Linked DNA regions of Mus musculus: region 2 is linked to region 1. The links are chromatin loops, found by intact Hi-C in ENCODE. Cell type or tissue: heart. All regions are shown on one strand. Each heading gives the region's core, and the rest is flanking DNA. Links, peaks and the distances in the headings are about the cores only. Region 1 holds the start of Ache (acetylcholinesterase). Region 2 overlaps Zan (zonadhesin).

Evidence for each region. A loop is a pair of places that touch in the nucleus more often than their neighbours do. Peaks named below come from ENCODE experiments on the same cell type or tissue, not always from the same donor. Only the 100,000 strongest peaks of a DNase experiment are listed, where the experiment ranks them.
Region 2: it touches region 1 in a loop (8-fold over the local background); 10 of 42 quality-filtered maps call a loop at or near these places.

What each region holds. Positions count from the first base shown.
Region 1 is chr5:137,280,212-137,294,254 of GRCm38, forward strand. Ache (acetylcholinesterase) reads left to right here and starts at 8,043. Exons shown (of 5, transcript NM_009599.4): 1 at 8,043-8,156; 2 at 9,801-10,890; 3 at 11,268-11,752; 4 at 12,957-13,126; 5 at 13,906-14,043. The coding sequence starts at 9,823. The coding sequence ends at 14,027. Gm42456 (a long non-coding RNA gene) reads right to left here and starts at 8,433. Exons shown (of 4, transcript XR_003955815.1): 1 at 8,354-8,433; 2 at 3,377-3,513; 3 at 2,848-3,253; 4 at 2,135-2,277. Mir8116 (microRNA 8116) reads left to right here and starts at 13,569; the gene lies at 13,569-13,665. In heart, for the core only: CTCF peaks have their summits at 6,650 (motif pointing left), 9,088, 10,684 (motif pointing right), 13,175 and 1 weaker place; DNase peaks (open chromatin) are centred at 6,660, 8,290, 8,920, 13,280 and 4 weaker places; H3K4me3 peaks cover 6,427 bases; H3K27ac peaks cover 6,130 bases; H3K27me3 peaks cover 4,461 bases.
Region 2 is chr5:137,376,167-137,390,991 of GRCm38, forward strand. Zan (zonadhesin) reads right to left here. Exons shown (of 88, transcript NM_011741.2): 77 at 13,069-13,210; 78 at 12,666-12,910; 79 at 11,655-11,784; 80 at 10,744-10,915; 81 at 10,164-10,334; 82 at 7,547-7,686; 83 at 6,140-6,339; 84 at 5,907-6,045; 85 at 4,620-4,760; 86 at 2,782-2,911; 87 at 2,638-2,681; 88 at 2,471-2,553. The coding sequence ends at 2,516. Among named protein-coding and RNA genes, the nearest start is that of Ephb4, 33 kb to the left of the region's middle. In heart, for the core only: a CTCF peak has its summit at 5,208; DNase peaks (open chromatin) are centred at 5,205 and 6,225; H3K4me3 peaks cover 402 bases.

The DNA.
Region 1 (14,043 bases), core at 6,044-14,043:
AGGACCTAATGTATATGCTTTGCTTATGAATGTGAGTCAGAGGTAATTCCAGGCTCTCTCTCTCTCTCTCTCTCTCCTCACCCCCAGACAGGGTTTCTCTGTATAGCCCTGGCTGGCTGTCCTGAAACTCACTCTGTAGACCAGGCTGGCCTAAGACTTACAGAGATCCTCCTGCCTCTGCCTCCCAGCCAGTGCCACACAGAGAGATCAGGGGGAGGTAATATACGTGTGTGTGTGTGTGTGTGTGTGTGTGTGTGTGTGTGTGTGTGTGTGTGAAGTATACATTAAACAGTTTGACAACAGAGACAAGGAGATAGTTCACTCGGTGGGTGAAGGTTTGGTCACCAAGCCCGACAACCAACGTCTGGAAGTCCTCTGACCTCCATACAGGCAGCCTCGGCACCCATGTGCCCCTCCCTCCCCATGCTAAATACCTAAGTGAATGTGAAGCTTTGTAACTAAACCTTGACAGCATAAAAATAATAGCTGGGGTGGCTTGAGAAGTTAGGCAGGTGATTAAGCAAGGCTGGAATTTCACAGAGCGCCTTCTCAGAGAGCCTCAGAGATCAGTCAATTAATAAATGCATTAAATGCTTTAACGGTACAAAGGTAAATACTTAGACAGATAATAAAAGCTAACCATAAGCGAGGACGAGAGGGGAGGGGAGGGGAGGAGGACAGAGAGTTCCCTAACAACAGTCCTCACGTGAAGAAGCCGATCGACGTGGCTAAGGAAATAAATAATGTAATGGGTGGCCAAGGGTGATACAGGTACATTATGCCAGGTCTAAGAACATGAGGAGTTTGATCCCTGGAACCCACGTGGTGAGGAGAGAGCCGCCTTATTCATACCCTCATACACTATGGTACTCTTGTGTACACACACACACACACACACACAAAATCAATGTATTTAAAAAAAAAAAACAATATAATTGCAGGTAGAACTCTTGTCACCACCTAGCCCACTGTCCCTTGAAGCATCCCTGTCTCGGAAAATAAATAAATAAATAATAAATAATAAATACACGCACAAACTTCTGAGGACTAGTGATATGGCGGCTCCATCGGTAGAGCACTTGTTAGCACGTCTAAAGCCCCGTGTCCTGTGTCCTATCCCAGCTGCCACATAAGTTGGGTGTGGTAGCATAATGGTGGATAGGAGATAATTATTGACAATCACGCTGATTAAGCCAATTAAAAGTTGGGAACCGGGCTGGATTGATGACTCAGCGGCTAAGAGTTCAAATCCCAGCAACCACACGGTGGCTCACAACCATCCGTAATAAAGATCTGATATCCTTTTCTGGGACGTCTGAAGACAGTTACAGTATACTTACAGATAATAAATAAATAAATCTTTTTTTTTTTTAAGTTGGGAGCCTGCTTTTTTTTTTTTTTTTCCTTTGAAGGGCAACAGAGAAGTTGATCTTAGGGGAAAGGGGAGTTTGGGGGAGGACTAGGAGGAATAGAGAGAAAGGAAACTGCAGCCTGGCTGTAATGTAGGAGAGGAGAAAACAAATTTTAAAATGTGGGGGGAGGGGGTAAATCTTTTTTACCGGTAACCAGACTGGAGAGGGCTTATGCTTCTGAAAAGACTCCTGATGTCCGAACTCAGTGATCCAGAGTTTTTGAGGGCAAAACAGCCCATAAAAAACGTAATTTGCACAGAGTTAGATAAAGGGCAGAGTAATCTCAAGATGTTCATTCTTGACAGAATGTGGTAGTTATTTTAGACATCACTTGCTAATTATTTTGCTTACTACATCCAGACCCTGGTCATAGAAACCTTGGATGTGTTGCTGAGGTAAATAAGAGGAGCCACATTGGTGAGCTCTGGGTTTGATTGAGTGACCTTGCCTCAGGAATAAAGTAGAAAACCAATTAAGAATGATCCCTGGCGGGCTGGTGAGATGGCTCAGCGGGTAAGAGCACTGACTGATCTTCCAAAGGTCCTGAGTTCAAATCCCAGCAACCACATGGTGGCTCAAAACCATCCGTAAAGAGATCTGACTCCCTCTTCTGGAGTGTCTGAAGACAGCTACAGTGTACTTACATATAATAAATAAATAAATAAATAAATAAATAAATAAATCTTAAAAAAAAAAAAAAAAAAAAAAAAAAGAATGATCCCTGGCATCCACACGCCGCCCACTCACATATGTCCAAACACAACAGCAAACGTGATAAAAACACTGACCAAAAGCAACTGTGGTGAGGAAAGCCTTACTTGGTTAGAGGTTACAGCCCATCATCCAGGGAAACCAATGAAGGAACCTGGAGGCAGAAACAGAAGCACAGATCGTGGAGGAACACTGTTTTCTGGCATTCGGGCTTAGCTTCCACAGATTGCTTTTCTTACACCGCTCAGGCCTATCTATGCAAAGATGGCACCATCCACAGTGGGCTAGACCCTCCTACATCCGTTGGCAATTAAGAAAATACCCCACAGATGTGCCCATGGATCAATCTAATGGTGGCAGTTCCTCTACTGAGTTCCCCACCCAGTTATGTGTCAAGCTGGTAAAAACTATGACAGCCTCTTTCCTCATTTTGACGCTACCTATATGTCTCTCTACTTCTCTGGTTCTCTTGAGCCTCGTTGGTAGGAAGGGGTGGTTCACGGTGTTGAACCTGTAGACTAAGAGTGTCTTCGGCATCTTAGGGAGGGATGCAGGTACAAGATATCCAGCTCTGGGGGAAGAACTGGGGATAAGTGCGTTTTCTGAGGACCTTTCCTTGTTTCCTAGGACCCCGTGACTTTTAGGATGGCTAACTTTAACTATCAACTTGACACAACCTAGACTCACTTGGAAAAATAATCTCTGTGAGGGAGGGATTACTTACATTTAGCTGTCCAGCATCTCTGTGGGATTTTCTTAAGGCAATTGATGTGGAAAGACTTTGCCCACCATGGGTGGCACCATTCCCTAAGCTACATAAGAGTGGAGAAATCTAGCAGGGCAACCAAGTAAACTACATGCATCCCTGTATCTCTGCTCTTGACTGACCATGGATGTGATGTGATTAGCTGTGCCCTCCTATGACAACCCCATAGTCACAGATAGTAACCTCAAGTGGTAGAGCTAAAATAATCTCTTCTCTATTAAGCTGGTTTTTTCGTAGGTTGTTTCATCAGAGCAACAGAAATGAAAGTAGAACAGCTCTCAAAGATTCCAAAACAGAGAATCCTTCCAGATCATTCTCTGCAGGGGGCAGGGACAGAAGGGAGGGCTTGAGAGCCACAGGTATCCTGGTAAGAGAGGAAGGTAAAAGGAGGTGAAACCTTAAGCATAAATAAGTACGTAATAATACGTATTTACAGCCCCACTCTCCACCAACCAAACTTGCCTACCCCCCTCCCTCTCCAACTTACTTGGAAACCCCAAGAGCTCAACAACAATGGTGAGTGGGAAGTCCTGGGGCAGGTGCCCATCAGCAAGCATTTTATACCACTTCCTTGCTAGGAAAGGTGTCAGCAGAGCCAGAGAAGAGTACAGCTTCAGAGAAGACCTGGGCCATGGACAAACGGAAGCTACAGCAGGGGAAGAATTTGCTCAGCCTCTGAGAGCCGTCTGAGTCTGTGTTAACTCACTAATGGTACTCTCTCACCTCTCCTGGGTACAATGGCAAATATTCGCAGTCACTGAAGTTATAGCTCAAAGGTGCATCAGACCTGATGACCCAAGTTCCATACCCCCCGAACCCACATGGTAGAAAGAGGGAAACCACTCCCAAAACGTATCCCCTGACCACCACACATGTGACATGGTACACTTGTGAACACACACAGAGAAAGAAAGAGAGACAGACTTTAAATAAATATCAAGATGTAATATTTTAAGATAAAAAGATATTCCAAAGTGATATTCCCACCGTTCTATAAAGGCAGTACCCCTCAGCCATCCAGGTTTCAAAAGTGTAATCCAAGGCTAAGGCTGCTCCTGAAATAATGGGACATTGTCTTCCTTGACTTCCCCTGTGCTGGGCGGGGGTAGAAGCCCAGGATTTTCCACATCCTAAACCAACATCCTCTACCACTGAGCCACGCCCCCAGCCCCTCCCTGGGTGATTCTAGGCAGGGGCTCTACCACTGAGCCACGCCCCCAGTCCCTCCCTGGGGGATTCTAGGCAGGGGCTCTACCACTGAGCCACGCCCCCAGCCCCTCCCTGGGGGATTCTAGGCAGGGGCTCTACCACTGAGCCACGCCCCCAGCCCCTCCCTGGGGGATTCTAGGCAGGAGCTCTACCACTGAGCCACGCCCCCAGCCCCCCACTGGGGGATTCTAGGCAGAGGCTCTACCACTGAGCCACGCCCCCAGCCCCTCCCTGGGGGATTCTAGGCAGGGGCTCTACCACTAAGCCACGCCCCTACCCTTGAATTTTAGGACAATCTTAAGTAAGGGACATAGAAAACAATGAGCAGGAAAAGGAATGTGGGGCTGGTGAAATGGCTCAGAGGTTAAGAGCACCGACTGCTCTTCCAAAGGTTCTGAGTTGGCTCACAACCATCCGTAACAAAATCTGATGCCCTCTTCTGATGCTGTCTTCTTCTGAAGACAGCTACAGTGTACTTACATATAACAAATAAATAAATATTAAAAAAGAAAGAAAGAAAGAAAGAAAGAAAGAAAGAAAGAAAGAAAGAAAGAAAAGAAAAAAAAGAAAAAGGAACGTGCTTTGCCTAGCCTCGGGTTCCCCACTCTTGAAGAGCTACAACCTAGATTCAGTGGAGTCACTCAATGGCTATTTCAGAGACCCAGTCGAACAAACCTAAGATTAAGCTGACCAGAACCGAGCCCTCTGGTCCTGCACTGGAAGAACCTAGGTCAGGAACCAGTACCCAGAGCAGAAATTCCCTGTTTAGGACCCCTTGTCCTACACCTCTCCCACTTCACAGTGCCCTCAAAGACTTCCACTCTAGATGCGCCTTCTCTAATGGCCTTTAAAGTCCCAAGCAGTGCCCTCTAGTAGACATTATGAATGTTTCTCCTTCAACAGGATCCCATATCTCAAACAGCGCCCTCCAGTGGACAACTCAGGCATGGCATGAGAACTCATGCAAATTCTAGAGCACCAGTTAGGGGAAGGGAGCACTTGGGATGCGGGTTTTGTGAAAGAAATGAGGGCATCTTTGGAATCCGAAGATTTGGATGTGTTTAAGAGCTGCGATGACAAAAACAAAGGAAGGTGTCATTTAGCATTTAGCAAATTGGTAATGTTCTTTAGGATCCAGTCTTCCTTGTTCCTATCATTAAAACAGCCAAGGGAAAGACAAGAAGGCTTAGTGGGTAAAGGGGCTTGCTACCGAGATCTGTGGACCCATGTGATAGAGGGAGTTGATTTCCACAAATTGTCTTCTGACCTCTACACATATTCACAAAAGATAAATCTATCAAATGCAATTAAAATGTTTTAAATACAGTCAAATTTGGGCTGGAGAGATGGCTCAGCGGGTAAGAGCACTGACTGCTCTTCCAGAGGTCCTGAGTTCAAATCCTAGCAACCACATGGTGGCTCACAACCACCCATAATGAGATCTGACGCCCTCTTCTGGTGCATCTGAAGCCAGCTACAGTGTACTTAGATATAATAATAAATAAATCTTTAAAAAATATATATATACAGTCAAATTTTAGATCAGTCCAGACATCAAAACACAGACAACCTTTTTGGACCGCATTCATAGCAAACAACACCTTAGAAATACACCTTGGCCAGTAGGATGGAAACTCAAGAGTTGTGTGTCAGTTTCCAGGAAATGGCCTTAAACAGAGCAAGAACATCATTTATCCTGTCTTGGAGGGTGCAGATGTGACTGATGGCTGACACTCCAGGAGCCTTGTTACACCGTATGTTGTTGGAAGTCACTTTCTGAAGATGGTAAAGCAGGATACTGTGAAAGGTAGCACCAGGTTCCTTAAAAGCAACTGATACTTGATGTCAAGTGTAATCTCACATGGCTGTCTTCAGAGTTGTTTCTTCTTCCTCCTCTCCCTCTCCCTCTCCCTCCTCTTCCCCCTCCTCTTCCTCGCCCTCCTCTTTCTCCTCCTCCACTTCTTGCACTTATTTATGGAGGGTAGGGTACATCCCGAGGTCAGAGGACACATTTCAGGGAGTTGGTTCTCTCCTTCCACCACGTGGGTCCTAAGTATGTTCGGCGACAAACGTCTTGGTTGACTGGATCATCTTACAAACCTCTTCCTGCCCTTTTGCTTACTAAGCTGTCTAAGCTATTATGGATTTATGGTAAACCTGAGGCCCATCGACAGTTTATTCTTGTCCCAGGATCTTTCTTTCAGTGAGACAAACTCATAGTTACAAAGGTCAAGAGATAAATTGCCCAGCATCACCTGTTTTTGGAACAACTGGATAAGGAACAAGATACTGTCACTAACTGGACCCTGTTTATAGGCTAAAGGCGCTGAGCTTCAAGACTGGGCAGGACTGGCCTCACTCATTCCCTCATTTCCCTTCACGGTTTTAATAATCTGGCGTTACCATGCTCAGAAGCGGCGTCAGACTCTTTCTCTCCCACAGCAACAGTAACACACACCCTGTCTGTTCCTCTTTCCAGAGACACCAGGAAAGAGACAATCAAGGGTTGGTCCCACCCCAGTCCTCAAGGTCCGAATGACAGCCTCTGGCGCCACCTGGCGATAGTCAGCACGGACCCGTCGCGAGTGAGCTGGACTGCAGATGAGTTTCCCGGCATGCAGTGGCCAGGTTCTCCAGGGACAGGAGGGTTGGAGGGCGGGGGGGGGGGGCGGGGGGGATGTCGCAGTTTGGAGAGATGAAAATCGCATATCTGGGAGAGGTTGGACTCTGCGCTGGTATCTTCTGGGGACCAGCCTTTTGCAAGACAGCGCGCCTTTGCCCCTTGCTCGGAGGAAGTGACTGATGAGTGATGAGTGTCTGGGGCTCGAGGGAAAGCTCCCGGCGTCCACAGCGAGCATGCGTGCACGTGTCCCCCTACCCCCCATAGATCCACGCAGCGCCCCATATCGCGTGCGCGCACGCACGTCCCCACGCTCTCGCGTGCAGGCCAGTCGCCCACGCAGCAGCGGCCCGCAGGCTCCAGAGCCAGATGCCCCCACCCACCCCGTGAGCCAGTTGTCTCTTTCATGTAGTGATCTCGCGTGGGCACAAAACTGCACACTTCCCACAGTCACTAAGGTGCAGCTAGGTGGGAGACTCCCTAGAAGGCTGGGCGTGTGGTCTAAGGGACTCCCAAACAGGCTGGGGGCTCCAAGTGTAGGCCGCTCCCACCTGCTAGCCACAACAACCAATGAAAGCTTGGCCCGGTGATGTCATGGACCAGCCGGACCCTTGTGATGACAGCCGGAGGTCACCGGTCAGGGGAATTAGCTCAAGCCCACCCTCGGGGGTTCCGGAAGTTTCCAGAGCTGCAGCAGAGTGCATTGTAGCATCTCCCCACAGCCTTCTGCTTGCCACTATGTGGTCTGGCTTCTCAGCTGTCCCCGTGTCACCTCTTCTTGCCCACAGGGGTCTTTTCCTATAAGGGAGAGCCTGTGTTTCTGTTATTTGTTCCTACAGGTGTTCTTTCGTCTCCACAGAGATGTCCCACGTCATCTTTTCTACCAGTGTCAGCTGAAGGGGGTCCTCAGTCAGGCTTTCTCGTGTCTCTTCTCTTATTACCCTGCCCCAAGCTTTGTCCTGGTTACAGATGCCAAATATTAGGCCTCTGATCTTTCTGGATTAGAGCTGTCAGTGTGTCCTTCCGTCCGTGAAAGGCGACCGGTCTGTCTGTGACTTGTCACCGCAGGAGACTGTCGCCTGCGTGAACGGTGTCTGGTGTCTCCGCAGGCTGCGGTCCGTCTGTCACGTGGGTGTCTGCCCCGCCGCTGCGGGTCTGCGGGTCTGTCGGTCTGTCTGAATCTACCACTGGAGTGTGTCTGGGCTCCCGCTCCCCGGGGTCTCGGGGCTTGAAGGGAGGGAGGAGGGGAGGTGGCAGCCCGGGGGAGCGGGGAGGGGCGGGGGCGGAGACAGTGGGCGGGCGGGGGCGCCGTGCGGCCCGGAGGGGTGTGTGCGGGGGGCCGGAGGCGGCTGTCACTGTCGGCTCAGCCTGCGCCGGGGAACATTGGCCGCCTCCAGCTCCCGGCGCGGCCCGACCCGGCCCGGCTTGGCCGCCTCAGGTGAGTCTCCCAACCCACCCAGGACCCTCCACCGAGTCGGGACCAATCCGCATCCCGGGGGAAACGTGCGATCCTGGAACGATCGAAGCCCCCCAACAGAGCTCCTACTGCACCTCCTGCCCCGTGGGGCCTGCCTAGAGGGGCCCCTCCACTGCCTCGCACTCCTCTGAAACTCCCGCTAGCCGCTGCATACTTACTGATGATGCTCGCTGGGCCGGCCGCTGCCTCTGCGCTCCCTTCCTGCAGGGACCCCCTGAAGGCCCCTTCCCCACTCTCTTCAAAGTCTGGGGACACTGGAAGACGCCCCCTGTTTGGGGCGGAGCCCAAACTGCGCAGGTTACTGACATCCCGAATGCACCACCCCCCATCCCGAGGGCCGCGACCCCAACGTCCCTACCCAGCTGAGCCCCTTGCCAGCTCCAGGACCCCTCCTGCGCTCTCTCTCTCTCTCTCTCTCTCTCTCTCTCTCTCTCTCTCTCTCTCTGACTCTGTCTCTCTCTATGTGTCTCTGTCTCTCTCTTTCCCTCCCTCCCTCCCTCCCTCCCTCTCACCCTCCCACCCTCCCTCTAAAAGGAGGCTCAGCGGAAGCCCCGAGTTATAATTAGCCCCACTCGGGTTTCCTGGTTAATCTCCAACAACGCCACTATCCCCAGATCCAGGCGACCAGAACTGGCTGGGTGATGGGTGAACACCCGGAGGGGGTAGTTCCGACCCGGGGAATTTTGATCTCTTGGCTGGAGACGCCGGAACTACAGCAGCTGTTGCCCCCAAAATAGCGCCCCTGCCTTTGCTACGGGGATCTCCGGAGCTCCCGGAACACAGACGTCCTGGCTCGCCCTTCAACCCCCTCTGCGATGCTCACGATTCTCCAGATACCCCCACACCAAGGCTCGGGCGGGGAGCTCTGGCCTCTTCTTGGTCTCTACTGCTCCCGGTTGGCAGTGGAGGGCATTGCAATATGGGGATGCAATAGGGGCTTGAGTTCTGGTGAGCCCCACAAGGGGCGAGTGAGACAGTTGGCTGGAGTCAGGCGAGAGGGGTGCGGTTGATGTAAAGCAAACGGGTACCAACCGGCCGTACCAGAAAGAAGAGAGGCGGAGCAGGGTGGGGCAAGGTGTCGACTGGACAAGATTCCAAGATGCCTTCAGAACCTGGGACTCCCGATACCTTGAATGCCCAACCCACTCCCCAGAAGGCTTTGGCTAACCCAGGAGAGGCTTGGGCTGTGCTTTCTTATAACTTGCAAGCTCCCGAAGGGGCCACACCCGTCCGTCCATGAGGGTCCCCTGCACCTGTCCTGGGGCCTATACAAAGCCTTTCCAACCCTGTGCTGTATACTAGGGGTCTTAGCTCAAGCTGCAGGGGAAAGAGGTATGGAGGCCCTTGGAACTTGCTGGGCAAGGGAGACTATGTATTAGCCAGGCTTATCTCAGTTGGCTGCATTTGTTGCGGTATGGGTGTGTGTATGTCTGATCTTGTGTTTGTCTGCCTGTGTCGCGTCTCCTAGCTTGACTCCATTTCTCCCCTCCCCTTACCAATCTGCCACACCTCCTCTGCAACTCCTTGATAAGCCCTGGGCAAGACTGTTTCTTAATCTCCCACTGAGCTGCTGTCTTCACCCTTTGCCTTTCTTTCTCCCAGCAGACACCAGCCTGTCCTGGCAGTCATGAGGCCTCCCTGGTATCCCCTGCATACACCTTCCCTGGCTTTTCCACTCCTCTTCCTCCTCCTCTCCCTCCTGGGAGGAGGGGCAAGGGCTGAGGGCCGGGAAGACCCGCAGCTGCTGGTGAGGGTTCGAGGGGGCCAGCTGAGGGGCATCCGCCTGAAGGCCCCTGGAGGCCCAGTCTCAGCTTTTCTGGGCATCCCCTTTGCAGAGCCACCTGTGGGCTCACGTAGATTTATGCCACCAGAGCCCAAGCGGCCCTGGTCAGGAGTGTTGGATGCTACCACCTTCCAAAATGTCTGCTACCAGTACGTGGACACCCTGTACCCTGGGTTTGAGGGTACTGAGATGTGGAACCCCAACCGAGAGTTGAGTGAAGACTGCCTGTATCTTAATGTGTGGACACCATACCCCAGACCTGCTTCTCCCACACCTGTCCTCATCTGGATCTATGGGGGTGGTTTCTACAGCGGAGCGGCCTCCTTGGATGTGTATGACGGCCGTTTCCTGGCCCAGGTTGAGGGAGCTGTGTTGGTATCTATGAACTACCGAGTGGGAACCTTTGGCTTCTTGGCCCTACCAGGAAGCAGAGAAGCCCCTGGCAATGTAGGTCTGCTGGATCAACGGCTTGCCTTGCAATGGGTGCAAGAAAATATTGCAGCCTTTGGGGGCGACCCGATGTCAGTGACTCTGTTTGGGGAGAGTGCGGGTGCAGCCTCCGTGGGCATGCACATACTGTCCCTGCCCAGCAGGAGCCTCTTCCACAGGGCTGTCCTCCAGAGTGGCACACCCAATGGGCCCTGGGCCACTGTGAGTGCTGGAGAGGCCAGGCGCAGGGCCACACTGCTGGCCCGCCTTGTGGGCTGTCCCCCAGGTGGCGCTGGTGGCAATGACACCGAGCTGATAGCCTGCTTGAGGACAAGGCCCGCTCAGGACCTGGTGGACCACGAGTGGCACGTCCTGCCTCAAGAAAGTATCTTCCGATTTTCCTTCGTGCCTGTGGTAGACGGGGACTTCCTCAGTGACACACCGGAGGCTCTCATCAATACTGGAGATTTTCAAGACCTGCAGGTGACTAATGGCTGATAGGGGCAGACCAGATTCTTCTGGGTTTCATCCGTCCTTCCCCCTTTCCCAGGGACCCAGGCATGAGGGCTTACTACAGATCCACTGTTAGAGGTCCAAGTTTGTGGGTCCCAAAATCAGTCCTTCCCTGCCGAGTGGTTCAGATCCCAAAGTGGTTGCCGGGCGAAAAAGAAACTATGGGTATATTTTTTTCTTCCTCCACGCCTTGTCTCTCCACCCCACCCCCACCCCCACCCCGCTCTCTGTTCTACACAGTTCTGGCTTTGTAATGGTTCGTCTCTCTGGCTATTAGGTTGCTCATCTGTCTCTGTGTGCCTCTCTATCATCTCTCCATCCTTTCCCCCATCTCCAACTATCCTCAGGTGCTGGTGGGTGTGGTGAAGGACGAGGGCTCCTACTTTCTGGTTTACGGGGTCCCAGGCTTCAGCAAAGACAATGAATCTCTCATCAGCCGGGCCCAGTTCCTGGCTGGGGTGCGGATCGGTGTACCCCAAGCAAGTGACCTGGCAGCCGAGGCTGTGGTCCTGCATTACACAGACTGGCTGCACCCTGAGGACCCTACTCACCTGAGAGATGCCATGAGTGCAGTGGTAGGCGACCACAACGTTGTGTGCCCTGTGGCCCAGCTGGCTGGGCGACTGGCTGCCCAAGGGGCCCGGGTCTATGCCTACATCTTTGAACACCGTGCCTCCACACTGACTTGGCCCCTCTGGATGGGGGTGCCCCATGGCTATGAAATCGAGTTCATCTTTGGGCTCCCCCTGGATCCCTCGCTGAACTACACCACGGAGGAGAGGATCTTTGCTCAGCGACTTATGAAATACTGGACCAATTTTGCCCGCACAGGGTCAGTGGTATTGGAGTGGGGATGGCGTCTGGGGGTCCAGGGGAGAGGGGTACCCATGGATGGCAGTGAAAAAGAAGAAGAAACCTTCACAAAGTTAAGGGGTGAAGAGAAAGTCTCAGGTGATGCCGGAGAACAAGGCAGGCAGAACAGGGAGTCCTTAAAAGACAAAACCAGCTGGGAACCTTGAATCCCAGCACAGGAGGGAGAAGACAGTCTAATGTATACAGTTCCAGACTAGCTGGGACACGACAGAGTGAGAGCCCCCATAAGGGCTGGGAACAGCTCCATGGTAGACGGCTGAAAAGCAAATGTATATGAGGCCACCCCAGCACTCTAAAAGACAGCGAGGTAACTGGTATTCAACAGATAAAAGAGATTGCCCTGCAAGCCTATCTCAGTTGAATCCCTGAAACACAGAGAAGTGGCTCTCCACAAAGCTACCCCTGACCTTCAAATCTCTCTCACTCACACACAAACCCACACAGATGATGATGATGATGACGACAGAGAAAGGCAGTAGAGGTTTGGGGGTGTAGCTCAGTTAGTACTTACCTACCTAGCATGCACAAACCCTTGGGTGCATCTGATTTTCGTTTCCCAAAGTAAAAGTAATAATTGTAGAGACAGGACTGCACCTACCTACACAGCTAAAAGCACAATCCTAGAATTTTTATTTTAAAATAGGGTCTCGCTATGTAGCACTGGCTGGTCTGGAAATCTCCATGTTGATCAGGCTGGCTTCAAACTCAGAAAAATTAGCCTGCCTCTGCTTCCCGGGTGCTGGGATTAAAGCCTGTAGTACCGCACCCAGCTAGAAAGACTTTGAAAACAAAGGGAAATGGAGAAAGAGACAGAGATGTCCAGTGGAAAGAAAACTTCCCTAGGTGGTGGAATGGTAGAAGGTACTTAAAATGAGAAGGGAACCTATCCATGTCTGTAAATCCGTACTCTGGGAAACTGAGGCAGAAGCATTGGCAGCACTCATTTCTCTCTCTCTCTCTCTCTCTCTCTCACACACACACACACACACACACACACACACACACACACTCACACGGGGCGAGGGCGGGGGTGGGGGGCTGGCTGGAGTAGGGAGAAGAGAGTTGGGTGTTAAGAGTTGAAGAGGGTCCAGAGTCAGGAAAAGGATCCACGTCTTCATTCCTTATTCCTCTGGGCAGGCTGAGATTTCCCTTTCCTTCCTCAGGGACCCCAATGACCCTCGAGACTCCAAATCTCCACAGTGGCCACCGTACACCACTGCCGCGCAGCAATATGTGAGCCTGAACCTGAAGCCCTTAGAGGTGCGGCGGGGACTGCGCGCCCAGACCTGCGCCTTCTGGAATCGCTTTCTCCCCAAATTGCTCAGCGCCACCGGTAGGCGCATGGAGTGGGGGGAGCAGGGAATGCACAAGGCGGCAAGGGTTGGAAGGAGGGGAGAGAGATGGGGTGCAAAACACAGGGTGTAATCCCTCTCTTCTCCACCTCCCCAGCCACGGAGGCTCCTTGCACCTGCCCAAGCCCCGCCCATGGGGAGGCGGCCCCGAGGCCCGGGCCGGACTTAGCCCTGTCCCTCCTCTTCTTCCTTTTCCTCCTCCACTCCGGGCTTCCGTGGCTCTAACTGCAATCCTTTCCCCTTCTGGTCTCAAAGCACACTTACTCTAGTGTGTAGCTGAGAAGGGGCCCCTCTCAGGGATACAGAACCCCACTCCATTCTCAAGCCGAGACAAAATGGACAGACTCAGGGATCTTTGTTAAACAAAAATTCAAAAAACAGGATTTTTTTTTTTTTAATGTAAAAAATTATCCTTTGGAGCTTGAGCCTGGTGTTGAGGGGAGAAGGATCCGGGGCTAGTTGGCGTCAGCCAAAGGGCCTTATAATCGCCAACTATTTCTGTATCTTCTCTCTTTTCCCCACTAACCCATGAACCCTTCTCCCACTCTGATCCTGTCCCTCCCCTCCGTCTTCCGGTGATTTTTATCTCTTCCTCTCCTTCCTGTTCCACCTCTCCCTTCATTCTCCGGATCATCCACTGTTCTCTTTCCACCACCCCGCTCGGCCTCCGACAATGCGTGTGTGCCGGCGCACTCACGACCGGTCTCCACTACCCGACCTGTTCCGTTTCTCCCACTCTTGCGGGGTGCCCTGGCCGCAGATACTCTGGACGAGGCGGAGCGCCAGTGGAAGGCCGAGTTCCACCGCTGGAGCTCCTACATGGTGCACTGGAAGAACCAGTTCGACCACTATAGCAAGCAGGAGCGCTGCTCAGACCTGTGACCCCTTGGGGGACCCC
Region 2 (14,825 bases), core at 1,347-9,346, 91 kb after region 1:
GTGTCCTCCCTGCCTCAAAGCACTCTGGCCAAGTCTTGGTTTCTTGAGGTCTTCACAGTCTGATCCATTATACACCTTGGCCTCCTTTGGCTGAACCAGGTGGTCACTTCTACCTGGTTGTCAGAATGGCTCCTAAAGCCAGTAACTCCACCCTCGGTTCCCATAGCAACCTCCTGAAGGGCTCTTTGAAGGAACGAAGAATGAGGGATAGATACCCTCTGGAAAAATCCCAACCGGAAACAGGAAACCCAGAATGCCCTTGCTTCCCCCTAGTGGAGGAATTCAGGCTAAGCCCTCTCAGAGCTCAGGGAGCTCCAGGTCAGCAAACTGAGGCCACCTTAAAAAATAACTTGGAGGCGGGTACTGGTGGCGCACGCCTTTAATCCCAGCACTTGGGAGGCAGAGGCAGGCGGATTTCTGAGTTTGAACTCTACAAAATGAGTTCCAGGACAGCCAGGACTACACAGAGAAACCCTGTCTCCGGGGGGGGGGGGGGAACCTTGGGGTAGGGGCATAGCAGTGACATGTCAGCAGGTCCAAGTGCTTGCTGCCAAAAGTGACATAAGCTTGGTCCCTAAGCCCCGCATGGTAAAGAAACACTGGCTCCTGCTTGCTGTCTTCTGACCTCTACGTATGTGTGTGAGCATTAGTAAATGTAAAAGAAAGCCCACTGGGGTGCTGGAGAGATGGCTCTCTTGGTAAAGTGTTCATCACATTAATGAGGACCAGAACCCATGTAAATGGCCCGATGTAGTGATGCACAGCACAAGGACAGTGGAGGAGATATGGGAGGGAGAGACGGTTTCCATGGAAACTGGCTGACCCGCCAGCCTAGCTCCTTGTCAAAGTCTAGTGGGAGACCGGGCAGTGGTGGCACTGGCACACGCCTTTAATCCCAGCACTTGGGAGGCAGAGGCAGAGGCAGGCGGATTTCTGAGTTCGAGGCCAGCCTGGTCTACAGAGTGAGTTCCAGGACAGCCAGGGCTACAACAGAGAAACCCTGTCTCGAGGAAAAAAAAAAAAAAAAAAAAAAAAAAGGCGGAAAGGACCTGAGGAATGGTGGCAGAGGCTGTCCTCTGGCCACTACATCAAGAGTGCGCACAGTGAAGCGTGTGCCTGCGAGATGACAGTTCCCTCCGAGTGGGTTCGTCCTGTCTTGGAGAGCCACATCCTGCTGCTGCTCTCCCAGAGGACCTGAGTTTGGTTGCCGGCTTACAACTGCCAGTCACTCCAGTTCCCAGGAGTCCAGCGTTCTCTTCTGGCGTCTGTGGCCATGTGCACACAGATGGCAGACACCCTCTCTTATAGACAGACACATAAAGTAAGTGGAACAAAAGTATGATTCAGAATGCCCTTAAGGGAAGCTCCCTAAGGCCCAGGAAGTAAACGATTCAGTCCTAAAACCGACAGAACGAATGCCCTGAGCCTCTCCTTCCCAATCGTATATGAACAGCAAGGACTGCCGAGACCACTCTCAGACCAGCCGAGACACCCCTCACCTCCCCCCCCCCCCCCGCCAACCCGGCAAGCTGCCTGCAGGCTGTGCAGCGAGCACGAGCACCAGGGCTCCAGCATTCAGGCCATCACAGCTACCTTGGGGTCACTTCCCGGCTGTTCGTAGCCACTCCCCTACATTCCTGCAAGCGATCCCAGAACTCTGGACCGCAGGGGTGGCACTACTCTGCTTCATCCTTGGTTCCCTGTCTGGGGGAGCATATGTGTTCATGACTTTGCAGGATGGTGTCACGTCTGTACACATGATGTACACACATGAACACATATGTCTACACGCACACACGTTATGTTTTTTCAAACGGGTAAAGGAGATGCCCAACAGGAGCTGGAGAATCGGCTCAGCAGACGGCAGTGTCTGAACCCTGGGATCTTCCCCTAGCACCCATGGGGTGTAGACATGTAGACCTGTAATTTCAACAGGCAGAGGTAGGAGGATCAGGAGTTCAGAGTCATTCCCGGCTACGTAATAACTTGTCTTAAAAAAGGATGTGCAGAGGAACAGTCTTTCCTGTCTTGAGGGGTATATAGCTCATCTTCCTTCCAGAACCTTCCCTCCCTGCCTCTTCTGTCTTCCATTGCTGGTGCCCTACCAGAGATGATTTCGATGCGTGACATTCTCCTTCCTGAAACCTGAGGTTCTCTCCCTGGGACATTGCCTCCACAGCACTCAGCCTTCAGGGATCCACACACATCTGTCTCCCTTTTCTCTTTCTCTTTAGGTCCCAGACTAGCTGTCTCCACCACAATCAGGGAGAAATTCATATCTAAAAACATTAAGCCTGGGTCTATCAAGGTATCTTGGTGAAGAAGGCATCTGCTGTGAAGCCCAATGACCTGAGTTCAATCCCCACGTCCCACAAAGGAAAGGAAGTGACTCACACAAACTGTCTTCTCAGGACACGCAAGTGGCAGGCGCGTGCCCATCCCCCCACAATAACAATCACAAAACAAAAAGTATTTTAAAAAATAAAATAAATATTTTTCTCTGTTTGAGGACAGCTCAGAACTCGGTGGCTTTGAAGGTAGGCTCTGGAACATCTGAGGAGAGAGAAAGAACACCCACGTTGGAAGAGGATTCAACTCTTGGCTTGGACTCACAACCCCCCCAGGGCTGGTTCTCACCTGCATCCTCCAGCCTAAGTCTACTTTGTCTCAACAGTTTCTTCCTAGAGGGAGTGGGGAACAGATGGGGAGCACGGCTTTTGTGTGCGTTAGGTCCCACACATCGACTACCCCGCCCCCACTTAGCCCCAGACCAGGACTTACTCTTTCCTCTTCATCCTCCTCCTCCCCATGGTTGTTCTTGTTGCCATGTAAACATACACTCTGGGCAGTAAGACAGGGACTAACACCATCACAAGCACTCCCGGCAGGATGGCCACTAAGCTGGATGCTTCTGAAAGGAAATGGTGACAGGCCCTGGGGTGGTGGCTCCGGGTAAAGTTACCTTTACAAGCACAGATCCCACAGCTACTGTGGTAGTGCATGCCTGTGGTCCCGGCAAGAGCAAGATGTGAGGTGAAGACGTGTGTGGGGGAGTGTGGGGGGATAACCTGCAGGAGTTAGTTCTGTGGGGCCCTGGGATCAAATTCCGGTCATCAGGCTTGGAAGCCAGCACCTTGCCCCACTGAGCCAGCTTGTCAGGGCTCTAAGCCATCTCAGCACTCACACCCAAGGTTGTCCTCTGGCCTCTACATGCATACGGTGCCTGTGCATGCCCCGCCCCCCGCCCCATGCATGACAGGGACAGGTGACAGGGTGACAGGGTGACAGGGTGGGAGATTGGGGGATATTTGGAAGTAGCACTTCTTTTTGGTACTTTGCTGTCAGATTAAGTAAGGCATCTTGTCCTCCTAACTCGCTTAGTGTCTAGTTCTCCCTCCAGGAGGCTCAGGGACTTGAAGGTCCTTACTATTTCCAGTCACAGCCCCCACAGGACTTCACAAGGGCCGTCCACGCCGGTGTCATCTGCAGCTCTCCCCTACGTGCTGTCTTGATCTTTTGAGACAGGGCCTTGCTCACACCTAGGCTATCCTGGAACCGTGTAGCCTAGGTGGACTGGCCTTGAGCTCAGGGTTATTAACCCTCCTGTCTCACTGACCCCTCCCTCTCTCTATCCCTCCCTCCCTTCACACACACACACACACACACACACACACACACACACACACACACCCCACCATCATCACCACCACTACCACTACCACCACTACCACCACTACCACCACCACCACCACCACCACCACCACCACCACAACCAAAAGAGTGGTGGTGGTTCACAGAGAAGATTCCAGATTGTTCCACTAGGAGATGGGCAAAAGACCATTGAGGATTGCTGTCTTGCAGATTTTGGGGGAATCACACAGCAACATGATCTCTATTACATTTCCTATGTAATATACTATTATGTAATACATATTTTAGGGGCTTTTAACTGAGACAGGATTTCATACAACACGGCTGGCCTCAAACTCACTATATAGCTGAGGATGACCTTGGACTCTCAATCTTCTTGTCTTCACCTCCAATATACTAGTATTATAGGCCTGTAGCACTGTCCCTGAATGTTACACGTATGTTATGTAGTGTAAAATACATGATTAGGCAAGACAGGTGCATAGGTCAAGGTGCTCGGCACCAGCTAGAGACCTGAGCTGTATGGAGGGATTCCCACAGTGGAAGGAAAGAAGTGATTTCCTTGGGCTGTTCTCTGACCTCCACAACAACTAACTAACTAACTAACTATCCCTCAAATATGTAAAATATATTATATGGAATATATTATATAACTAATAGTATATGACTCATGATATCTAAAATATATAGCATATTAGCGTAATCTATATATTATACATTTAACATATATTAGTATAATCACCCAAAATATTCACATATAACCATAAGCTATATATGTGATATGTAATTATATACTTTATATATCATATATGGTATATAATACACAATATTGTCTATAATACTTGCTTATTATACTATATGTAATATCTTATGATAGATTAATACTATTGGATATTTTATGTATCAATGTCATTTCTATGACATACCTATGATATATAATAGATATTATATGGGGATGTGGCTGTTACCTATCTTTTTTCTGGTTGTGATATCCTGAGGCTCTGTGCAGAATTCTCCTCCATAACCGAAGTCACAGTGGCAGATGAAGGTGGCCCCCTGCTCCTCACACCGGCCATCATTGTGACAGGGGTTCTGCAGACAAGGGCTGTCTGCAAGGGCAGAAAGGTGTTAGTGGGTCCCAAGAGGATACTCACAGTGCAGACGCCTGGCTGTGGGACAGGCCCCAGGGGAGAAGGCAGCAGTCACTGGAGCCTGACCTAGGGTTCACTTGGCAATCTACACTTTAACCCTGCTATCCTGGGTCTAGAGAATTTGCTTAATGTCCTGGAATCCCCAGTTTCCTTGTGTGTGTGTGCGCGCGCGCATGTGCGCGTGTGCGTGTGTATTGGTATGTGTGTGTGTGTGTGTGTGTGTGTGTGTGTGTGTGTGTGTGTGTGTGTGTGTGTGTGTGTGAAGGCCATTCCTCAGTTGCCATCTGCTTTGTCCTCCTGGCAAGCCCCAGAGATCCATTTTATGTGTAAATGTTAGTGCCTGCTGTACTTATGTGTACCACGTGTGTATCTGCTGCCCCCAGAGGCCAGAACTGGAGTTACAGGCAGTTGGCAACTACCATGTGGGTAGTGGGAATTGAACCTGGGTCTTCTGCAAGAGCAAGTAAGCACAGAGACAGAGACCTCCCTCAGCTACGCTCAGTTGTTTGTTTGTTTGTGTTTGTTTTTCGAGACAGGGTTTCTCTGTGTAGCCCTGGCTGTCCTGGAACTCACTTTGTAGACCAGGGTGGCCTGAGTGCTGGGATTAAAGGCGTGCGCCACCACTGCCTAGCACACACTTAGCTTTTTAAACGTGGTTTAAGAAACCCAACTCAGGTCCCCTACATTTGTGCAGGAAGCACTTTACAAGCTATCTTTCTAGCCTTGGAGTCCTCCCCCTTTTGAGAGAGACAAATAGGGTCTTACTATGTACTCCTGTCTGGCCTGGAACCTTCTATGCAGACCAGACCACACCCACAGAGACCCACCTACCTCTGTCTCCTTAGTGTTAGGATTAAAGATATGCCCACTGCCATTCTTGGACAGAGCCCTATTTTCATTGCTCATAAAGTAGGATGTCATACTTTCCACTAGGTGAGGATTAAAGTGGATTCTGGGACAGGTGCTGCATGGCAGGTAGTAAATACTTGATAAGAGAGGGTGAAGGTGCAAACTTGCCAAGACGAAGCGAGAATCCCACCCAGCAGAGGAGAGGGAGAGAGGGAGGGTATCCCTGGTTTAGAGAGCAGAAGGACCCAGGCTTACCCTGGAAGCAGCCTCGAGTAAAGTTGGCCACCATGCAGGACTCCCCAGCTCTGCAGCCATAGGGCTCACACAGCAGGATCCCCTGGCTTGCACAGGTACAGTGCTGGGAGCAGTCGTTAGTTACAAAGCTGTCACCCAGCTGGAAGAGAGGAGGTGAAGACAGGAGCCGGTCTAGATTCACCCGAGGTGCCCTTCTCTGTACCTGGGCTCCCAGGCCTCTATGCCACCCGGACCTTGTAATAGATGCCATCGGCGGTGCAGCCGCAGTGTGTCACTGGGAGGCTCTGTGTGTCACTGTAAATGTAGCCGGGGAGGCTGGCACAGCCTTCCACGCAGGGGCCTTCACAGACCTTGGGGGTCACAAATTTGGCACAGGACGCCGGGCAGGGTGTCATGCAGCGCTGGTACACAGTATTGGCAGGACATGTCATGGCTGAGGGGACAGAAGCAGAGTTAGGAGCTGGTTGGCCTGGGGTCCAAACAGATAAAGAGACTAGTGGTCAAGAAAAAGAAAGAGGCAGATAAGGTTACCCAACAGCGATCCCTGCAGACAGGGAGCCCAGGACTAGCAGGCTGGGTCTGACTGAAGAGCTTGTCTGGGACACGGACACGATGGACACAGGTGGATGCTGGGAGGGTGGGCACGGTGGCTTGTAACCCAGCACTCAGGGGCTGAGGTGAAAAGATCACCATGAGTCTGAGGCCAGCTCGGGTTACAGAGTGAGATTCAGTCTCGAAAAGCCAAAAACAGGAACTGGAGAGAGGGCTTCTCAGTTAAGAGCACTTGCTGAGGACCTGGGATCTGTGCCCAGCTCCCACATGGCGGCTCACAACCGTCTGTGACTCTAGTTCCAGGGGATCGTCTAGCCTCCGTGGGCACTGGGATGCACACAGTACACAGAAAGCATGCAGATAAAGCACTCATATGTATACATCAAATACAAATAAGCAAAATCTTTTTTAAAAGAGCCACCCCAAAACATAAACAGAGAGCCGAGAGCTAGCTGAGCCCGTAAAAGTAGTTCTGCTCAAGCACGGGGACCTGAGTTCGAATCCCAGCCAGGTGTGGTGCCATGTGCTGGTAATCCCAGTGCTGGGGAGGTGGAGACCCGAGGAATCCCAGTGAGAGTCCCTGTCTCAAAAAACCAAGTGAGACTGCTGGTAAAGATGACCTGAATTAGATCCCTCCCACATGGTGGAAGAGCACACAGACACCACACACACACACATACACACACACACACACACACACACACACACACAACCTGCCCCCTTAAACAAAAGAACAAGGTAAATGGCTCCTGTTCTCTAGTTTCCACACATATGCATGCATGCACCCCAAAACACAGGAACGCAATACATACATACACACACACACACACACACACACACACACACACACAGAAAAATTGAAGAGAAAATGCAACAAAAATATGAGGCAGAGAGGAGGAGGAATGGGGTTGGACAGGGAAGGAGTGGGCAGGGGAGGGGTCCATCTGGAATCACTTGCTGCATTGAATCTGGGAAGAACCAAGGCCAAGGCCAGGTGGCCAAGGTGAGGGTGGCAGCAGCAGCAGAGTGGAGCCGGGCGTTGAGTGGCTAAGAATCAGACCAGCCGCTGGGCAGGGACAGAGCCTCACCACAGTGTGTGTGGTCCCGCCAACCAGTCATGTTGGCGCCTGCCTCCTGGCAAATGATGGCATAGCCACTGAGGACACGACATCGAAGTTCCTCTTCTTCTTTGGTCTTCCAGCCAGTGCACATATCCAACATACAGCGCCTGGGGTAGAAAGGGGATGGGTGGAGTAGGCGTGTTGTTAGAGAGGGGAGCCAAAGGGATCCAGTCTTGCTGAAAAAGGGCCCAGGGGTGAGAGGCTGGGAGCAGGGGAGATGGCTTAGCTGACAGAGTGCTTGCCTTGCAAGAATAAAGACCTGTTTGATTACCAGTATCCAAGTTAAGAACAAGCAGGGTGTGGTGATGTAGTCTCAGTGCCAGGAAGGGAAGATATGAGGGTCCCTGAGGCTCACTGGCCAGCCAGCTTAGCCTAATCAATAAGCCTTGTGTTTGAGTTAGAGACTTCATCTCAGAAGCCATCTAGGAAAAGTCAAGGCATGCAAGTGAGTTTTCAGGAGATGGCCTATCATTTTGCATGGCCTGTGATGAGTGAGCTCTAGTATACAGGGTCCTTAGAGACTTCATCTCATGATCGAGTCTCACTTTTGATATGCCTTTCCTGTCACTATTACATAGCCTAACAATTCCAGGACATCAGCTCACATGTACTGCAGATCAACATGAAGATGAACGTTCATAAATTAATGCTGTCTTTTATAGAATTTATAGAATTTCTAATTTGATTCAAATATTTTTAAGAAAAAAGTTTAAGGAGATGGTTTTAGTTGTTTTGCCAGAAAGACATAAGTTAGAATCATCAAGAATAGGATGTGTCCCCTCGTAAAATTCTAAGTAAAGACTGCATAATAAGGAATACAACGAGCTTTCACAATTATGTGAAAAAGAGAAATAAACTTGGGACAGATTTGTGATCAAGAAAAAACATGCATTCTCGGTCAGGTCCAAGGATGAGGCTACAGGTGTGCGCTATGATAAAGCAAGGCCAGGTGAAACTGTTGCTTTTGAACTCATAATGAGCTTAGAGAGAATGAAACACTGCTTTGAATTCACTATTGGCATCCTTCTGTGACTGCCCTCTTATGTAACATTTTATCTATGAAGTAGGTAATTCTTTACACAGAGAACTTTCTGTCTAAAAGCTATAAAAGGCTAAAAGCAATAATACAAATCTGTATTATTTGTAGCTGTTCCCTGTACATCCAAAGTGTGTGTGTGGTTTTTTTTTTTCTGCATAGTTGACTCTCCTTTTCTTTTCTTTTCTTTTCTTTTCTTTTCTTTTCTTTTCTTTTCTTTTCTTTTCTTTTCCTTTCCTTTCCTTTCCTTTCCTTTCCTTTCTTTTCTTTTCTTTTCTTTTCTTTTTTTTTCTCTCTTCTTTCTCTTCTCTTCTCCTCTTCCCCTCCCTTCTCCTCCCTTCCTCTTCTTTTCCCTCTGGCTCAGGAAGAGGAAACAAACTCCAAGCCTCTTGCCTGACCATAAAGGGCTCCTGAACCAGAAAGAAAAGAGCCCAAGCTATCAAGCCTTTTTCCTTAATCCCCTGCTGCTCAACATCCGGAGTTAATGGCAGGAAGTCAGCTGCATTAGACCTTAAAATAGCAAAGAGTTAAAGAAGGAAATAATGTAGCAAAGGTAAGGTACTTTTGCCACCGTGAACGCCATACCTCATCCCTGCCTTCCCCAGGAAACCCTGTGATTCCAGCAAGGTCCCCAGCAGGAGAAGCTGGGGAGATGCTCGCTGGGTAAAAGCACCTGCTGTTCAAGATGAGGATCTGGGTTCGAATCCCCACGCACGTGCCTAGAACCCCTGCTCTGTGGGCAGTGAAGACATAAGGATCAATGGGGCTCACTCTCCCACAGCCTGGCCTAGAAACAGTGAGCTCCAGGTTCAGTAAGGGAGGTTCTGTTTCAACGGAATAAGGCAGAGCATGACAGGGCAGGACACCCGATTTTCAACTCTGGTCCCTTGGCAACACATGTCCACATCCACACTCACATGAAAGGAAAGAAAGCAAAAGATAAAAACCGAGGTGGATGGCTCTGGAAGGACATTTGAAGTTGATATGTGACCTACGTAAACGTACATGGTATATACACCATGTACAAACATAACCCCCCCCCCCCAACACACAAATCCTCCTAGATAGACAGACAGACAGACAGACAAAAAACAAGCAAGATGGGGATGCAGCTTAGTTGGTAGAGTATTTGCTTAGCATGCGTGAAGACCTGGATTCTATCCCCTTACCACATAAACCAGGCATGGTGGTGCTCACCTATAATCTCAGCACTTGGGACGTGGAGGGCAGAAAGATCAGAAGTTTAAGGTCATCTTTAGATATGTATTAGCCTAGGCTACATGAGACCCAAATAAATCAGAATAAAGCAGATTATAAACAAAGAAAAGGAGCCTGGAACCTCACACAGAAAGTCGGTGGGCTAGAAGTATAGTTGGGGGGGGGGGTAAGGCATTTGGTGGCAGAAAGACAGGAGACAGAATGTGGGGAGTCAGTAGAAAACGAGGTCACAAGAGAAAAGACCCAAGCCAGTAGAGCTAGAGGGGGTCAGAAAAGAAAACCGTAGCAGGAATCAGGACCATTCTTGTAAGTACTGGGCCTGCAACTCACTGCTCAAAGGGCTCTGGGGCTATGATCTGGTGACATGCAGCAAAGGGTCCCTGGGGGTCCACAAGCACCCTACAGGCCTGGGTGCTGCTGATAAGCGCAGTCTGCTCTTGGCTGCATTCTGATTGGAGAAGGTCAGGCTCTTCGTCTCTTTCCTCTTCTTCTGGTAGGGCCCTGAAGTAGGGATGGCAAGGGGCTGTGTGAGGCTCAGGAAGGAGAAAGAACAAGACTAGGGAGAGGTAGCGGGAAGGACAAGGGCATCATGGGTATTTCTAATGAGCAGCTATTCCCAGTGGTCAGTAAACAGACCAAGTGACAGAAGGCGACTCTGTGCTGAGGACCAGAGGGTAAAAGGAATGGAAAAGAGAATTGCTGGCTAGGAGATATTCAGCTCAGAGGGAGGTTACCTAAGGAGATGCTCCATTGAGGGGCTGGGGGGCGTGGCTCAGAATGAGTAATTTAATTCCCCGAAATGGGTGAGGAGTGTGGCTTAGTGGTTGCATGCATGAGGTCCTATGTTCAATTCTCCATGTCTCCAATGAGAGAGTCTTGCTCATCTCCCCGACCCCCAGGCAGCCCTCACCTTGGGAAGCGGAAGAAGGCATGCTGCGCCTTCACCTCCCAACTGTTGCCATAGACATGGACATTTGAGGTGAGTACTCCACTGGGCAGCATGAGTTCATTGGACTGGTCCCTGTCATAGTTTCCACACAGGCCCCGTGTCAGCCCACGGTATGTGGTAGGCAAGGAGATCACTGCAGGAAAAAGGAGGTGCCCTGTAGTGCCCCTCTCAAGCTGAGGGCTCTGTTCTTGAGTGTAACTTCTTCCTGTAACGACCTGTCTGTCTGAGCTGTGCCTTTCATCTTCCATCCCAGAAATGGAGCTCCTATTTTCTATGGTTATTGGTTTTATTGTCTTATTTTCATTTTTAAATTACTGTTGTTTTGGTTGGTTGGGTTTTTTGTTGTTGTTGTGTTTTTTTTTTTTTTTTTTTTTTTTGAGACAGGGTTTCTCTGTATAGCCCTGGCTGTCCTGGAACTCACTTTGTAGACCAGGCTGGCCTCGAACTCAGAAATCTGCCTGCCTCTGCCTCCTAAGTGCTGGGATTAAAGGCGTGCGCCACCACCGCCCAGCTAGTTGGTTGGGTTTTGTTTTCATTTTGAGACAGGGTCAAAATGGACTCAAGCTGGACTCAAACCATCTACACAGCTGAGGCTAGCCTCAAACTGCTGATACTCCTGTATCTCTCTCCTAACTGCTAAGATTACATGTGCTCCACAACACGTTGCACTGTCTTGTCTTGTCTTGTCTTTTCTTTCTTTTTTTTTTTTTTTTCTTGGTTTGGGCTTGTCTGGGTTTCTTGGAGACAGGCTATAAGTCCTGGCTAGCATGGAAGACCCTCCTGCCTCGGTTCCTGAGGGCTGGGATTACAGGTGTGAGTCAGCACCCCTGGCACAGAGAGAGCCTTCTGCAGTCTGTGTCCCTGCCTGTTACCTGCACTGTGTTTTCCATCAAAATCCAGCACCATTTCGAAGTCTGTGACGAGAAGCAGCCGCTGAGCCCGCAGCATGACCCGAAGGTGCTCGTTTGGATTGTAGGGGACCGCCACCTTTTCATCGTTGACCTGAGAATGGAAGAGTGCGGCTGCAGAGCGTGCTCGGTGGGCCACACCTTCTGTTGCTCCTGTCTGTACCTGCCTTTGCCCAGCTCTCCTCATCACATGATGCTGTTATTCCAGAGTCTACACTACCCCAGCACTAGAGACCTCCTTTCTGTACTCTAGTTCTTTCCTTCCTTGCAAAAACTCAAAAGATGGCTCAGTGGGTAGAGGTTCTTGTCACCAACCCAGAGGGCCTGAGTCTCATTTCCAGGACCCACATGGTACAAGGAAAGAACTGACTGACTCCTCCGAGTAGTCCTCTGACCCCCACACGTGCACCATTCGTATACACATGTGATATAAATTAGTGTAGGTGTTAGAGAGATGCCTCATTGGTTAACAGTGCTTGCTATTCCTCTAGAGGACCTGGATTTGTTTCCCAGAATCCTTGTGGGGCTACTCACAGCTATCTTTAAGCTTAGCTGCAGAGTATGTGACACCTTCTGCTGGCCTCTGTGGCCACTCACCCATGTATGACATATATTCACAGACACACACACACACAGACACACACACACACACACACACACACACACACACACACACACACATACGTACATACTAAAGTGTCAAAGAAAGCTGTTTAAGTCACCACTGACTGTGGGTGGTGCAGCTCCATTTTTCACACGTGCGTGTGTCACCCCTCCCCCATCTTGTCTCTCCCCTCATCCCTCTCAGCCTTGTGTCTAGTCCCACCGTCCTGTGCCACCCTTTCCCATGAAGTAATGCCAACTCTGACTTCCGACACACTTCCTGACAGTGGGGTACTCCGGCTTTGCCAGCTCCAGGCGGCCTACAGTAGTCTCCCTCTGTTTCCTTCAGGCCTGGTCCTGCCTTTTACTCACCAAAACCACTAGTTCTTCTTGGAGCTGGATTTTATAGCCATAGACGATGGTGGTCACTTCATGCAAGGTTGAACTCCCTTTGGGGGATATTTTGTTACGTCCCTCCATGATCAGGGGCTCAATCCCTCTTGGGAGCTTGTCCACCGTCTTTATGAGATAGTAGTTCATACGACCCAGGAAGTGGTAAGTGAAGCCATCAAACGTGAGGTAATAGGGATCCCCAAAGATGGTACATCTTTCCAGTTCTGTCAAGAAGTGTAACCACTGAAAAGGATCTCAGCCCCTTTATTGGTCTTCCGGAGTCTTACCCACTGGGGTGCTTCTGATCACCCTCATCCCGGCCCTGCCTCTGCCTCAGCTGTGGGGCACCCTTCCCACCTTCCCACCCCCATGGCTTCCTTACTGTTGGCTGCACAGTCACTGCTGCCATCCTCGTTGTACTGGCAGTGGGACCCTGATGGGCAGACAAAATTCTGGCACTGGATGACTCCATCCGTGCAGGCACAGCTCTGGGTACAGTCACTGGAGATCCAGGTGTTGCCTGCCTGCAGATGTGACGACAGAGGTGGCCACTCTAAAGAGAAGGCTTAGCTTCCTGCATGAATGGTTAGTTAGCATTTGCCCTCTCTCCCTTCAGGTCCCAACTCCATTAAGTCAACCAACTACTGGAGGAAAATACTTGAAAAAATTTGCGTCTGTGGTTAGGGGTGTGGCTCAGTGGTAGAGTCCCTGCCTAGAATCTCCCAGGGAGGGGCTGGGGGCGTGGCTCAGTGGTAGAGCCCCTGCCTAGAATCCCCCAGTGAGGGGCTGGGGGCGTGGCTCAGTGGTAGAGCCCCTGCCTAGAATCCCCCAGGGAGGGGCTGGGGGCGTGGCTCAGTGGTAGACCAATTGCTAGAACGTCCCAGTGAGGGGCTCAGAGTATGGCTCAGTGGTAGTTAGTACCTAACATGGATTAGGCCCTAGGTTCCAGAAAGAAAAACCTATCTGTATTTTATGTCATTATTCCCCCAAATAATATAGTAGAACTCTTTGTATAAGATTCACAAGTCTTAGTCATTATAAGTCATGTAGAATTATTTAAAACATATAGGAAGATATACAAGTACTATGGTATAGTATGGTGGATGTGTGTGTGCATGTGTTCATGTGTGTGTATTTTCATATATATGCATATGCATGTTGTGGAGGCCAAAGGACAAGTTTATTCCCCAGGAGTTACATCTTGTTCCTTGAGGCAAGGTCTCTCACTAAGTTTTGAGGCTAGATTGAGGGGCTGGTGAACCTCAAGGGTCTGCCAGTCTCCATCTTTTTTATTCTGGGACTACAAGTAAATATTACTACACCTGACTTTTAAAAAAAAGAAAAGGCCCACACATTTATGTTTTGCGTGTGGAAGGCAGAGGACATCTCCTTCAGGAGTTCATTTCGTCTCCCACTATGTGGGTTCTGGATTCAAAGGGCTTTGTGGGATATGCATTTATCTGCTGAGACATCCCCTTGGCCCATGCCCGGCTTTTTCTACAGGGGTTCTAGGAATCAAACTGACGCCCTCATGCTTGTGAGGCAAACAATTAATGACTGAGCTGTCTGCCCAGTCCTGTTTGTGTGGTTAGAGAACTTGCTTTGAGGTTCTTAGCAGGGAAGCCCAGCTACAGTACACCCTAGACCAAAAAAACAGTGCTTCTCAACCAAGTGGACGGCTTTGGAGGGACACATAAGGAGTGGCGATAGAGGACGCAGATACCCGCCTAGCCAGCCACATCATCCAAAACAACCCTGCAACCAAGCAGTGATGGATGCCAGGTGGCCTCCACGCTCCTTCTTAGTTTTTGAAACTGAGTCTCTTGTAGACCAGGCTGACCTCTAATTGCCTGTGTAGTCAGAGAGGGCTTTGAAGTTCTGATCCTTCTGCTTTTACGTTCCTGGCACTAGGATGACAGGTGTGCACCAGCACACCTGCTTTCTGCTGTGCTGGGGATGGGACCCAGGGCTCTCTGTGAGCTGGACTAATCCTCTCATCACTAGGCTGTATTCTCAGGGCTACTATGTCATTTTATACAAGGGCTTGAACATCTTTGTGTTTGGGTATCTTGAGGGTGTCCTGGAACCAAGAACACCCATTCCTATGGATGCCCAGGAACTGATGGAATGGGCTTTCTC